Regions from separate parts of the Homo sapiens genome. Here region 1 is linked to region 2. A link is an interaction called in ENCODE POLR2A ChIA-PET data of the cell type or tissue named here. Cell type or tissue: GM12878. All regions are shown on one strand. Each heading gives the region's core, and the rest is flanking DNA. Links, peaks and the distances in the headings are about the cores only.

The links. ChIA-PET counts read pairs that join two places held together with the same protein. Peaks named below come from ENCODE experiments on the same cell type or tissue, not always from the same donor. Only the 100,000 strongest peaks of a DNase experiment are listed, where the experiment ranks them.
Region 1: POLR2A ChIA-PET joins it to region 2 with 9 read pairs; 10 of 35 experiments call an interaction of 5 or more read pairs at or near these places.

What each region holds. Positions count from the first base shown.
Region 1 is chr1:8,719,086-8,726,370 of GRCh38, forward strand. All of the region lies in intron 1 of RERE (arginine-glutamic acid dipeptide repeats), which reads right to left. Among named protein-coding and RNA genes, the nearest start is that of RERE, 95 kb to the right of the region's middle. RefSeq lists a silencer at 2,014-2,254. In GM12878, for the core only: no CTCF peak of the experiment used is centred there; no DNase peak of the experiment used is centred there.
Region 2 is chr1:8,826,782-8,834,066 of GRCh38, forward strand. It overlaps the pseudogene RPL23AP19. Among named protein-coding and RNA genes, the nearest start is that of RERE, 13 kb to the left of the region's middle. In GM12878, for the core only: no CTCF peak of the experiment used is centred there; a DNase peak (open chromatin) is centred at 2,909.

The sequences.
Region 1 (7,285 bases), core at 2,592-5,091, 110 kb before region 2:
ATCAGCATTTTGCTTTTCATCCTTGTTACTATCACTGCTACATTATTTATGTGAACTGGGAAGGAGTGTGTCCGGACAGATGCTCAGCTGGGTTCTGCAAGCAGAGCATCCATCACAAAAGGTAGTGCCTGTCTCAGGAGCAAGCCCCTTTCCTGCCTCCTCTCTCCCCTTCATCAGTCACCACTAGGGAGAGCACAGTGGAGCCACACAGCAGCTGGGCAATGTCAAAACATTATTGTCCAAGCACTCTGTTCAATGATTTTGATGAAATAAAGTAATCCACCCCTAAATGACTCATTTTGTCCCAAATTAGCATCCTTAAGGTAATTATTAAATATCCAAAAGGATCCAGGGTGTATTAGAAACAAAGGAGGGGGTGAGGAACATTGATATACTACCAACAGGCACCCTACTATAAATTTACTAAAACAGGAATCATGAAATGATTGAAATGACACCAAATTATACAACATAAACATAGAGGAACAAATGACAGAGATTTGCCCTCTGCTTAATTCAGCTTACATAGATGTCTATCAAAGACAAGTTTCTACAGAGTCACAAGCACACTGTATTCAAATAATCTTCATTTCCATTTTCTCTGGACAAGCGAAAGTAAGCCTACCACAACAGTTAATGGGTTAAAAACTGTCACATTTTCAAAACATTTACATTATTTAAATGCTTATGTGTCTACCACCACCCCCAGAGAATTAATCACCTCCTTATTACTGTCACCTCTCTACCCTCCATATAATTCTACTGCTGCGTTTCTCACAGACTTAAAATTATTTTCATATAAATTGGTCTTTGCTGCTATATGAAGCAACTCAGGGCATGGAGCACGTTTGATTCATTTTTGTATTCCCAAATCTTCCTGAATAATTTACTCACTCATTAATGGAACTTACAAGCCCTAATATGTGCCAGATGCTTTGGGGCGGCTGAGGCGGGCAAATCATGATTTCAAGAGATCGAGACCATCCTGGCCAACATGGTGAAACCCTGCCTCTACTAAAAATACAAAAAAAAAAAAATTTAGCTGGGCATGGTGGTGCACGCCTGTAGTGCCAGCTACTCAGGAGGCTGAGGCAGGAGAATCGCTTGAACCCAGGAGGCAGAGGTTGCAATGAGCCGAGATCGCGCCACAGCACTCCAGCCTGGCGGCAGCAAGACTCCATCTCAAAAAAAAAAAAAACAGCACAAGCACTTAGAATACATCTATGAACAAAGTAGAAAGACACTCCTGACCTCAAGGGGTTTACATTCTGCAGGGAGAAACAAACAATAACCAACAGATTTTTTTGTATTCTATAAATTTCACACAATATTCAAAGGCAGTAAGTGCTAAGAAAAAAAAGTAGAGCAAGAAGGATTAAACATATGCAGAGGGTAGGTACCAGCTGGAGAGAGAAGAGAGACAGACAGACAGAGTCAGAGAGAGAGCAAGAGAGAGAGAGAGAACAAGAACGAGCAAGAGAGAGCAAGCGAGCCGGCAGGACTAGAACACAACTGAGGGTGGAGGGTGCCGGCAACGGACGAGTCGAGTCCAAGGTCAGGGTAGGCCTCATAGGCCACTGTAGGGGAGTTCTTATAATTGTATAACCCCAAGAGTAGACAAGAAGCACACATCCCAAAATACGTTACTTGTACATGAAACATCCAGGCTCCATTAAAATTAAAAATCTAGCCGGGCACAGTGGCTCACGCCTGTAATCCCAACACTTTGGGAGGCTGAAGAGGGCGGATTACTTGAGGTCAGGAGTTTGAGACCAGCCTGACCAACACGGTGCAACCCCGTCTCTACTAAAATTACAAAAATTAGCCAGACATGGTGATGCACACCTGCAATCCCAGTTACTCAGGAGGCTGAGGCAAGAGAACTGCTTGAACCCAGGAGGCGGAGGTTGCAGTGAGCCGAGATCACCACCACACACCAGCCTGGGTGACAGAGCGAGACTCTATCTCAAAAAAAAAAGTTGTTTTAGTATTTCTCAGGTACCCGATAGGTCATCTTAGAAGGAGCCCACCTTGAAGACACTGCCCTAGGCTGGTAAAACTTGGACAGTTAACACTGCATTCCTCAGACAACTGGGAGCACTGCAGAGGTCTGCTTCCCCAAGCCCCTGAACGACAGCCTGGGACTTCCCTGCAGGCCTGAACACAAGATCTCAGGAAATGGAAGAGTTGAACCGAAAGAGTTTTTGTATTTTTCCACTCAAGACTTTTTTATTATTATTTTTTTAGAAGGAGTCTCGCTCTGTTGCCCAGGCTGGAGTGCAGTGGCCCAACCTCGGCTCACTGTAACCTCCGTCTCCTAGGTTCAAGCAGTTCTCCTGCCTCAGCCTCCCGAGTAGCTGAGACTGAAGGTGCCCACTACCACACCCAGCTAATTTTTTTCTATTTTTAATAGAGAGAGGGTTTCACCATGTTGGCCAGGCCATTCTCAAACTCCTGACCTCAGGGGATCTGCCTGCCTCAGCCTCCCAAAATGCCGGGATTACAGATGTGAGCCACCGTGCCTGGCAAGAGATTCTTAAAACCTCTTCTGGTGAGAAGTGAGGCACCTGACCAGGACCAATGGGATTTGGTGACTTGGTCTCACACCTGCTTTCTCTCTGTTGGAAGGGTTGCTGGCCTCTATTAGAAATTTTAATTACTATCTGGCAAAAATATGTTCTCCTTTCTGACTGCTTAAATATGTAAGATGGGTCCCTCAGTGCTAGCTAACCTCAAAACTCAAAACTAAATCATCTTAATAACATAAACCCTTATCTCTGTCTTGACAGCAGTAACACGGAGCTGAACAGTCAGCTACCAGCATATCTCATTTCATTGCATTTGCTTTGCTGCGCTTTGCAGATACTACTTTTTCTCACCTAGCAAACTGAAGGCTTTGGCAACCCTACATCAGGGAAGTCTACTGGTGCTTTTTGTTCTTTGTTTCTGCTTTCTTCAGCCCTTTTTCTGTCTATGAAGCCAACCTCCTCTACTGCACTCATTGGAATGCTTACATTTATTCTACTTCATAAGGTATTGCCCAATTCTAGAACCACAAATAAAGCCAACTGAAATCTTTAAACGATATTTGTTGTAATTGTGTCTTCTGACAGAAACACAACTCAATCCACGCACAGGTCTTCCTGCCTCAACCTTTGCTAACCTAGCACCCATCTACCTTCCCCTTGGCTATCAAACCAATGTTTCTGAAACTCAATTCTGGTAACATCCCTTTTCTACTTAAAACTCCCATTAGCTTTTTCATCCAAACTATAATGACAGCGATACTAATATTTATTGAGTGCTAACTGTACACCAGGTACTGCTGTAAGTATTATACATATATGACAATATTCCTACAGGATAGGCACTATTATTACCTCCTCTTTTATAAGTGAGCAAACCAAGAGACAAAGGTGTTAAGTAACATCTGTTCAATAAAGCCACAGACTTGGCCTTCATATCCCTGGGTTCCACATCTGTGGTTTCAACCAACCACGGACTGAAAATATTTGGAGGAACAAAAAAAGGATGGTTGCTTCTGTACTAAACATGTATAGAATTTTTTAAGTCTTTATTCCATAAACAATACAGTATAATAACTATTTACATGGCCTTTACATTGCACTGAATACTATAAGTAATCTGGAGACGATGTAAAGTATAAGGGAGGATATGGTCTAAAGTATGTTGGAGGATGTGCATAGGTTACATGCAAATACGACACCATGTTATTTAAAGAACTTGAATGTGTGTGGATTTTGGTACCCACCGATGGTCCTGGAACCAATCCCCCACGAATACTGAGAGAGGACTATGTAGTTAGTTTCAGAACCTGCATTTAAACTCAGGCTCTATACCTCAAAATAAAAAGCTATTTGACATGGAAATTCAATTAATCAACAGAGTTGTCTTTGACCCTCTACCTATCAAAAACTACTGACAGCACAAACGATTCAGAACTTTCAACAGAGAAAAGAGAAGGTGTCCAGAAAGGAATGCTGAGTCTCTCTTAACACAGCTATCAAATCCTGAATGCCTCACAAACATCAGATCAGCCATCCATCACCAAAATGGGAGGGGGAGGTAGGAATCGAAACTGCAGAATGACAACAAAGAAGAATAAAATCTAACAACTCAGCAACAATATACCCTCAGGTTAGAGATAAGGAAGAATAAACAATTCAGTCTGAAAGGACTTCTACCAAGAAGAGATTAGTAATTAGACTGAATGGCTGTGGTTCAATATAAAGTATAGAAATGCAATTTTTTTCCCTCTAAACAGAACATAGGCACAACCCCAGAAGTTACTCAAGAGGGCTTTAAAAAAGAAAACAAACTCTAAAACAAAGAGTATCTTTAAACACTAATCATTGTTTTTTTTTCTAAAATCACTATTAGAACACTACCTGACAAGGTCTTTAAAGGGTTCACTGTTGATTAAGCCATTTTCATGGCCTAGTAAGTTTGAGTTCTATTAATTCAGACTGTGCTATGTACACTGAAATTTTGTCTTAGGCAGGCTCAACAGAACAGTTCTTCAAATTAAGCAAGTGCTTAATGTTAGGTAGAAAAAATATGTCGCTGTGAAATATATACTGTCCAAGTACTATTTGGTGCCAACAAAAGCTAACAAACAGGCTGTGTTTTTAAGTCTAAGCAGAAGAAAAGTAACCACTACCTGTACAGAATACAGTTCGGCTCTTTCAGTATTTCAGATAAAAAGAAGGACTGAAACCAGAAACAACCTACTTTCTAGCTCTGAATTACCATCATCACATTGTATAAATCATTAGGTGGGGACAGAATACACCAAAATAGAAATCACAAGCTGAAAGAGCCTTGAATTCCTTCCCTTAAATGAAGCTCTTATATCAAATGAATCTATATAGTCTCTGTGTGTTCCAGCATTTTGTCAACTTGTAAATCAAAGATTTTGTTCCATAGCCCTTCTCAATTTTCTACATTTAACATCTGACAAAAACCAGCTTTTATCTTTACCAAAGATATTCTATCCCTAGAAAGTCACTATTTAAAATGATGTCATTTATATCATGTAACATATTAAGAAATACATTTATTTTATTTTTGGTAGTAACAAAACAACCCTGGATATTTGCATAAATTAAAGCTGTCAATAAGAAACCACTTCTATATGTATCCTTCTTTGGGTTTCTGGCTCAGGGGTTGGCAAAAATGGGTTATACATTTAAATAATATTTCAATCTTAGGTTAAGGAAAATTTCTCCTGTATATTTCAAGATACAGAGAGACTCTGCCGATTTACATTCAAATAAAACAAAACGTGAGTAATACTGTCTATATCAATGTTCTGTCACTTGCCAGAATAAAGAAAACATTTAGTAAGTTAGTTAATTTCAAGTCTGAGAATTAAGCAAATATCCCAAATCCTTTGTAAACTCAAAGATTTAGTTACTTTCTCTACATATTACACAGCTGCTTTAAAATTTTACCTTCTGGCCGGGCGCGGTGGCTCACGCTTGTAATCCCAGCACTTCGGGAGGCTGAGGTGGGCAGATCACGAGCTCAGGAGTTCAAGACCAGCGACCCCGTCGCTACTAAAAATACAAAAATTAGCTGGGTGTGGTGGCGAGCACCTGTAATCCCAGCTACTCAGGAGGCTGAGGCAGGAGAATCCCTTGAACCCGGGAGGTGGACACTGCAGTGAGCTGAGATTGCACCACTGCACTCCAGCCTGGGCGACAGAGCTAGACTCCATCTCAAAACAAAAGAAAAAAAAAATTTACCTTTTATTTCTAGATACTTTGTAAAAAAAAAAAAAAACAACTCAACCTTCTTTCCTAGAAACTTTCTAATTAACTTTCTACTTTTTTCGTTAAGAAAACTCCTTTAGTTTACACACCAATTCTGTATAAATTAAAAACACACAATTTCAGGTGAAAGTTCTAATGAGTAGTGTATATTTTGAAAACACGAATGCTTATTTTACATTACTCTGTGATTAGAATGAAAAAAACATAGATGCACAAGTGGTGACAGAAGTAAACCTAATACTCAATAACAATAATCAAAGGCAATACATGATACTCGTTCCTGTCTCACTAGTGCACATTAGTTTTAACATTACTGAAAGATGTGGGAAACTCAGTATTTTCTAAAACTCCTGATTTATTTCCAAAGGAAAAATAGTTGTAACTACGTCAAAATAACTATTTTGGCCGGATGCGGTGGCTCACGCCTGTAATCCCAGCACTTTGGGAGGCCAAGGTGGGCGGATCTCTTGAGGTCAGGAGTTTGAGACCAACCTGACCAACATGGTAAAGCCCCGTTTCTACTTAAAATACAAAAATTATCCGGGCATGGTGGTGGGCGCCTGTAGTCCCAGCTACTCAGGAGGCTGAGGCAGGAGAATTGCTTGAACCCGGGAGGCAGAGGTTGCAGTAAGCCGACATCGTGCCACTGCACTCCAGCCTGAGCAACAGAGTGAAATTTTGTCTCAAAAAACAAAAATTGCAATTAATAGTTTAAAATATTAAATCTAAATTTATAGGAGATTCATTAGTTTGCCCTTGGTAATCCCCACTTTCTGCCTTGTAAAGCCTAAGACCCTAAGAAGCTCTACAAACTAGAGCTTCTTAGGCTTCAAAACAGTTCTTTCCAAACCATATTTGATGAATTATATGTAAGATGAGTCAATAACATAAGGATTAGATTTCCCTGAAAATGCATAGAAGGTTAAAAATTAGAAGAAAAAGTGATAGGCATAATAGGCTCTGGGTTTTGCTTAATGCAAACGTTCTGAAAGGTTCAACATTAACACAGACATTCACAAATGAGGCATCTAATTTTAACTTTGTTTTAAAAAGTTGTTTAAAAAAAAAGTCAAAATAAGTCAAACTCTTCCCATTTGTTTGAATAGAGGGTACATTTACTTCCTACCCAACAAGATTTGAAAACAAAAGACATATTAGCTATAAAGATATATTCCTTTCACTTAATGCTCCACAAATGTCTGAAAAGCAAACTCAACTCAATTTAGTTGAGTCAATAAGGGAATTCCAGTTTTCCTTTTTTCTTTTCTTTTTTTTTTTTTTTTTTTTTTTTTGAGACGGAGTCTTGCTCTATCGCCCAGGCTGGAGTGCAGCAGCGTAATTTCGGCTCACTGCAAGCTCCACCTCCCGAGTTCAAGCAGTTCTGCCTCAGCCTCCTGAGTAGCTGGGATTACAAGCACACGCCACCACGCTCGGTTAATTTTTATATTTTTAGTAGAGATGGGGTTTCATCACCATGTTGGTCAGGCTGG
Region 2 (7,285 bases), core at 1,551-4,050:
GTGGAGGTTGCAATGAGCCGAGATCGTGCCACTACACTCCAGCCTGGGCGACAGAGTGACACTCAATCTCAAAAAAAAAAAAAAAGGAAAATGAAAAAAATTTTTAAAAAATTAAGCACAGTAAAAGATTAACAAGAGGACTGGGGCGTGGTGGCTCACGCCCGTAATCCCAGCACTTTGGGAGGCCAAAGTGCAAGGATCCTTTGAGCCCAGGAGTTCGAGACCAGCCTGGGCAACAAAGTGAGACTCTGTCTTTACAAAAAATACAAAAAGTTACCCAGATGTGGGGACGCACACCTGTAGTCCCAGCTACCTGGGAGGCTGAGGTGGGAGAATCACCTGAGCTCCAGAGGTTGAGGCTGCAGTGAGCACTGATCACACCACTCCACTCCTGCTTGGGCAACAGAGTAAGACTCTGTCTCAAAACAAAAAACAATACAGTGCAATAAAAGTTACATGGGCCAAGAACCGTGGCTCACACTTCTAATGCCTGTAATCCCAGCATTTTGGGAGGCTGATGCAGGAGAATCACTTGAGCCCAGAAGTTCGAGACCAGCCTGAGCAACACAGGGAGATCCCATATCTACAAAAATACAAAAATTGGCCAGGCACAGTGGCTGATGCTTGTTATCCCTGTACTTTGGGAGGCCGAGACGGGCAGATCACCTGAGGTCAGGGGTTTGAGTCCAGCCTGGCCAACATGCGAAACCCTGTCTCTACTAAAAATACAAAAATTAGCCGGGCGTGGTGGTGCATACCTGTACTGTAATCCCAGCCACCTGGGAGGCTGAGGCAGGCGAATCACTGGAACCTGGGAGGCGGAGTCTGCAGTGAGCCAAGATCAGGCCAGTGCACTCCAGCCTGGGCGACAGAGTGAGACTCTTTCTCAAACAAACAAACAAACAAAAAGTATCCAGGCTTGGTGGCATATGCCTGTAGTCCCAGCTACTTGGGAGGCTGAGGTGAGAGGATCCCTTGAGCCTAGGAGGTAGAGGCTGCCATGATCACACCACTACAATCCAGCCTGGGCAACAGAGTGAGATCCTGTCTCAAAAAGGAAAAGAAAACTTACTTGAATGTGATTGCTCTCCTTTGCTCTCAAATTATTATACTGTACTTTACTAACCTATTTTCAGACACAGTTGACCACAGCACACTGAAAACGAGGAAAGAGAAATGGCAGATACAGGTGGGACTACTGTAATGTGCTTTTGGAATGGGTGGTGGCAAAAAAAGATAAGAGTTACGCTAGTGTCAACTCATGCCTGTAATCCCATCACTTTGAGAGGCCAAGGCGGGTGGATCTTTTGAGCCCTTAAGTTTGAGACCAGCCTGGGCAACATGGCAAAACCTGTCTACTAAAAACACAAAAAATAGCTGGGCATGGTGGTGTGCACCTGTAGTCCCAGCTACTCAGGAGGCCAAGGCAGAAGAATCACTTAAACCCAGGAGGCGGAGGTTGCAGAGAGCTGAGATCGTGCCACTGCACTCCAGCCTGGGCAACAGAGCGAGACTCTGTCTCAAAAACAAAAATAAAAAAATACAAAAAATTAGCTGGGTGTGGTGGTGTGTGCCTGTAGTCCCAGCTACTCGGGAGGCTGAAGTAGGAGAATTGTTTGAGCCCAAGAAGTTGAGTCTGCACTGAGCTGAGATCTGCCAATGCACTCCAGCTTGGACAACAGGAGTGAGATCTTGCCTCAAAAAAAAAAAAAAAAAAAAAAAAGATAAAGGTAAAACTGAACCTTAGCAGCTATTTTTTAAATAATCACCTTTACAGTGGACATTTGTCCTTTCTTACAGAGAAAACCCAAAAGAAGGGGAGAAGGGGCAGACCATAAGTTACAGAATGTTCACATTATCTTGATCAGTAAAAATTCTATAAGAATGACCCCCGAAACAGCTGGGCACAGTGGCTCATGCCTGTAATCCCAGCACTTTGGCAGGCCGAGGTGGGTGGATCACCTGAGGTCAGGAGTTTGAGACCAGTCTGGCCAACATGGCGAAACCCCATCTCTACTAAAAATTCAAAAAACTAGCCAGGCATGGTGGTGGGCACCTGTAACCCCAGCTACTTGGGAGGCTGAGGCAGGAGAATTGTTTGAACCTGGGAGGCAGAGGTTGCAGTGAGCCGAGACAAGATCGCACCATTGCACTCCAGCCTGGGTGACAGAGCGAGACTGTCTAAAAAAATAAAAAGAATGATCCCCGAAACACATCCCCATAAGAAGCCTTTCAAAAAGTCCCCATGACCTTCAAACTAGTAGCAAATTCTTACTATACCCAAGGAGAGTAAAGATAACACCAAGTACACACCTGTAATCCCAGCACTTTGGGAGGCCGAGACAGGTGGATCATGAGGTCAGGAGATCAAGGCCATCCTGGCTAACATGGTGAAACCCCGTCTCTACTAAAAATACAAAAAAATTAGCCGGGCATGGTGGCGGGCGCCTGTAGTCCCAGCTACTCAGGAGGCTGAGGCAGGAGAATGGCGTGAAACTGGGAGGCGGCGCTTGCAGTGAGCCGAGATCGTGCCACTGCACTCCAGCCTGGGCGACAGAGCGAGACTCCGTCTCAAAACAAACAAACGAACAAAAATGTTAAATATTTCCCAAGAACCTGTGACTAGATTATATCTACATAATGGTCTGTATCTGTGTGTTTGTGAAGAATTCTCCCCGTAGAGGTAGATTCTTGTCTTCCTAAGACAAATCTGAATCAGTCCTAAGATCACATCATCAGTGACTTGATGTCCTCCTCCCCTTCGTCCCTGTTTAGATTCCATGGTCAGAGTCCTCTCTCCAGTGTGTACACCTTTATCAACCTCCCCCTCTCACTTCCTCACACTCCCTGGGCAAAACCACAACCCTGGTGATAATTCCAATTTGCTGCCTGGTAGGCATCTGCACCTGTCCAGCCAAATGAGGCTGGCATCACACTAACGAGTTTCACTTTCAAATTCACAACCACAAACCTCACGTGGAGTCTTCACGCCCCTTGGCAATCATACAACACTTATCCAGGTTAATTTCTCCCTTCATTTTCCAAGCAGTTATTTTATAACCTCTCCTTTCTGCTCAAACCTCCAACACCTCCTCCCTTCCCCTCACTTCCAGTTAATGGCTTTCTTTCGGTTCACTGTGAATGTTGACACAATCAGCAGAGAAGCTGTGTGATCTCCCCCCTCCCCACACCTATCTATCATTCTCTAAATCCCCACGCTCTGGGCTCCTGCCTACTATTATAGACAAAGCATCTCTGCTATTAGAGCCCAGCCCTCTGCCTGTGCACTTGATCCAGTCCCCTCTGATTACTCATGGATATCACTCAGAAATTATCCCCTCTCTCTGCTACATCAGGGTTTTATTTTTTATTTTTTATTTTTTTTGCTCTCTGCTGGATCATTCCCATTAGAATATACATAAGATAGGCCAGGCACAGTGGCTCACACCTGTAATCCCAACAGTTTGGGAGGCTGAGGTGGGCGGATCACCTGAGGTCAGGAGTTCGAGACCAGCCTGACCAACATGGTGAAATCCCATCTCTACTAAAAATACAAAAATTAGCCGGTCATGGTGGCACATGCCTGCAATCCCAGCTGCTTGGGAGGCTGAGGCAAGAGAATCGCTTGAACCCGGGAGGCGGAGGTTGCAATGAGTCAAGATCGTGCCATTGCACTTCAGCCTGGGCAACAACAGTGAAACTCCATCTCGAAAAAAAAAACAAACAAAAAGAATATACATAAGTTTTTTTTATTCCCCTATAATAAGGCTTCTCTTAACTAAGCTTTAGACATTATCTACTGCCCCATTTCTTTGCTCCCTTTTCCAGCAAAACACCTTTGAAAGAATGATCTACATTTGCTGTATCCAATTCCTTGTTTCCTATTCTCTGTAAAATCCACCCCAATCTCACTCTAACTCAACCTCTCCTCCAAAACTTTTCCTATCAAAAGGAAGAGCCAGTGGCTCACACCTATAATCCCAGCATTTTGGGAGGCCGAGGCAGGAGGATCACTTGAGGTCAGGAGTTGACCAGCCTGGTCAACATGGCAAAAACCCCGTCTCTACTAAAAACACAAAAATTAGCTGGGCATGGTGGCGCATGCCTGTAATCCCAGCTACTCAGGAGGCTGAGGTACGAGAATCGAATCGACTGAACCCGGGAGGTAGAGGTGGCAGTGAGCCAAGATTGCGCCATTGCACCCAGCCTGGGCAACGGAGACTCTGTCTCAAAAAAAAAAAAAAAAAAAAGGAGAGCCAGCTGGACTCCAAAAGAGAGCCCATCTTTCTACCGAGCCCAGCCCAGGTGACCCCATTTTGCCTCTCTCCCAGGCTTGACCACTATGCCATCATCAAGTTCCCACTGACCACCGAGTCTGCTATGAAGATGGAAGACAACAACACACTTGTGTTGATTGTGGATGTTAAAGCCAACAACACCAAGTCAAACAGGCTGTGAAGAACCTCTATGACGTGGATGTGGCCAAGGCCAACACCCTGATTCGGCCTGATGGAGAGAAGAAGGCATAAAGGCATATGTTCGACTGGCTCCTGATTATGATGCTTTGAATGTTGCCGACAAAATTGGGATCATCTAAACTGAGTCCAGCTGGCTAATTCTTATCTGATACAATTGATCACTGTTCCTGCCTCCTCTTTGCCAGAGGGGCTCTTGCAATTTTGTTGAGTTTTACCTCCAGAAGCCCAACTGGGTTCTCACAATGATCTGAAAAAAATCCCCTCATGCTTCCAGCAGGGGGAGAGGAAAAGCAGCCGTTTTGGAATACACCCAGAACACTCTGATTTTTTCAGGGGATTTTTTTTTTCTTTTGAGACAGAGTTTTGCTCTCCTTGCCCAGGCTGGAGTGCAATTGAGTGATCTTGGCTCACCGCAAACTTCGCATCCTGGGTTCAAGTGATTCCCCTGCCTCAGCCTCCCAAGTAGCTGGGATTACAGGCATGAACTTCCACGCCTGGCTAATTTTGTATTTTTAGTAGAGATGGGGTTCCTCTATGTTGGTCAGGCTGGTCTTGAACTCCTGACCTCAAGTGATCCGCCCGCCTTGGCCTCCCAAAGTGCTGGGATTACAGGCATGAGCCACCGTGCTCGGCCCAGAACACTGTTCTTAATAAGGCCTGCCCTGAAAGGAAACTACAGTCATACACTGCATAAGACGTTTTGGTCAACAACAGACCACATATATGATGATTGTCCCAGAAGATACCATATTTTTACTGTACCCTTTTAATGTTTAGATTTGTTTAGATAGGGCCAGGTGCAGTGGCTCACGTCTGTAATCCCCCAGCAGCACTTTGGGAGGCAGAGGCAGGAGGATCCCTTGAGCCGGGAAGTGGAGGCTGCAGTGAGCTGAGATCCAGTCACTGCACTCCAGCCGGGAAGACAGAGCAAGTCTCTGTCTCAGAAAAAAGAAAGAAAGAAAGAAAGAAAACAAAAGAAGAAAGCTTTATCAGACAAACAAAAATTGAGAAAATTCACATCCGTAATCCCAGCATTTTGGGAAGCTGAGGCAGGGAGGGCCCCTTGAGCCCAGGAGTTCAAGACCACCCTGGACAACATAGTGAGACCCCAGCCTCTACAAAAAATTACAAAACTTAGCCAATCATGGTGGCACATGCCTACTCTGGAGGTCAAGGTGAGAGGATCACCCAAGCCAGGGAGATTAGGGCTGCAGTAAGCCATGATTGTGCCACTGCACTCCACCCTGGGTGACAGACCAAGACTCTTGCCTAAAAACAAACAAACAAAAAAATTAAGGACATTTTTGCCGGCAGACCTGCTTTTCAAAAAATGTTTAAAGTATTTTTTTGTTTTTGTTTGTTTTTGTTTTTGTTTTTTGAAGTGGAGTCTCACTCTGTCGCCCAGGCTGGAGTGCAATGGCGCGATCTCGACTCACTGCAACCTCCACCTCCCAGTTCAAGTGATTCTCTTGCCTCAGCCTCCCAAGTAACTGGGACTATAGACGTGCACCACCACACCCGGCTTATTTTTGTATTTTTAGTAGAAACAGGGTTTCACCATGTTGGCCAGGCCGATCTCGAACTCCTGACCTCTGGTGATCTGCCCGCCTAGGCCTCCCAAAGTACTGGGATTACAGGTGTGAGCCACTGCACCTGGCCTAAAGTTTTTTGTTTTTGTTTTTGTTTTCCTGGGCACAGTGGCTTAATGCCTGTAATCCTAGCACTTTGGAAGGTCGAGGCAGGCAGACTGCTTGAGCCCAGCAGTCTAAGACCAGCCTGGGCAACATGGCAAAAACTCATCTCTACAAAAAACAAAAAAATACAAAAAATTGGCGACATGTGGTGGTGCACACCTGTAATCCCAGCTACCCAGGAGGCTGAGGTGGGAGGATCACCTGAGCTAGGGAGGTCAAGGCTGCAGTGAGATGAGATTGTGCCATTGTACATCAGCCCGGGTGACGGAGTGAGATGCTGTCTCAAAATAAAATAAAATAAAATAAAATAACGCTGGGCGTAGTGGCTCATGGCTGTAATCCTAGCGCTTTGGGAGGCTGAGGCAGGCAGGTTGCCTAAGCTCAGGACATCGAGACCAGCCTGGGCAACACAGTGAAACCCTGTCTCTACTAAAATACAAAAAATTAGCCAGGTGTGGCAGCGTGCGACTCTAGTCCCAGCTACACGAGAGGCTGAGACAGGAGAATTGCTTGAACTCAAGAGGCGGAGGTTGCAGTGAGCCGAGATGGTGCCACTGCACTCCAGCCTGGGCAACAGAGTGAGACTCTGTCTCCAAAAAAATAAATAAATAAAAAATTAAAATTAAAAAAGTTTTTAAGAGAGATGAAAAATGACATTGGTCAGAAATTCAGAAATACATGAAGAAAGGAGGAACATTAGAGAAGGAATAAGTGAAGATAAAATAATCTTACATGAAGTGACACAAAAAAATCTAAGGAATAAATATATGTTGAAGGAGAAAGTTAACACACAAAAAGACATTTATAGAATGGCACCATTCATATGAATTATAAAAACATACTAAACAGGCTGGGCGTGGTGGCTCACACCTGTAATCCCAGCACTTTGGGAGGCAGAGGCAGGCAGATCACGAGGTCAAGAGATCGAGACCATCCTGGCAAACACAGTGAAACCCCGTCTCTACTAAAAATATTTTTTAAAAAAATTAGCCAGGCATGGTGGCAGGCACCTGTAGTCCCAGCTACTCAGAAGGCTGAGGCAGGAGAATGGTATGAACCTGGGAGGTGGAGCTTGCAGTGAGCCGAGATCGCGCCACTGCACTCCAGCCTGGG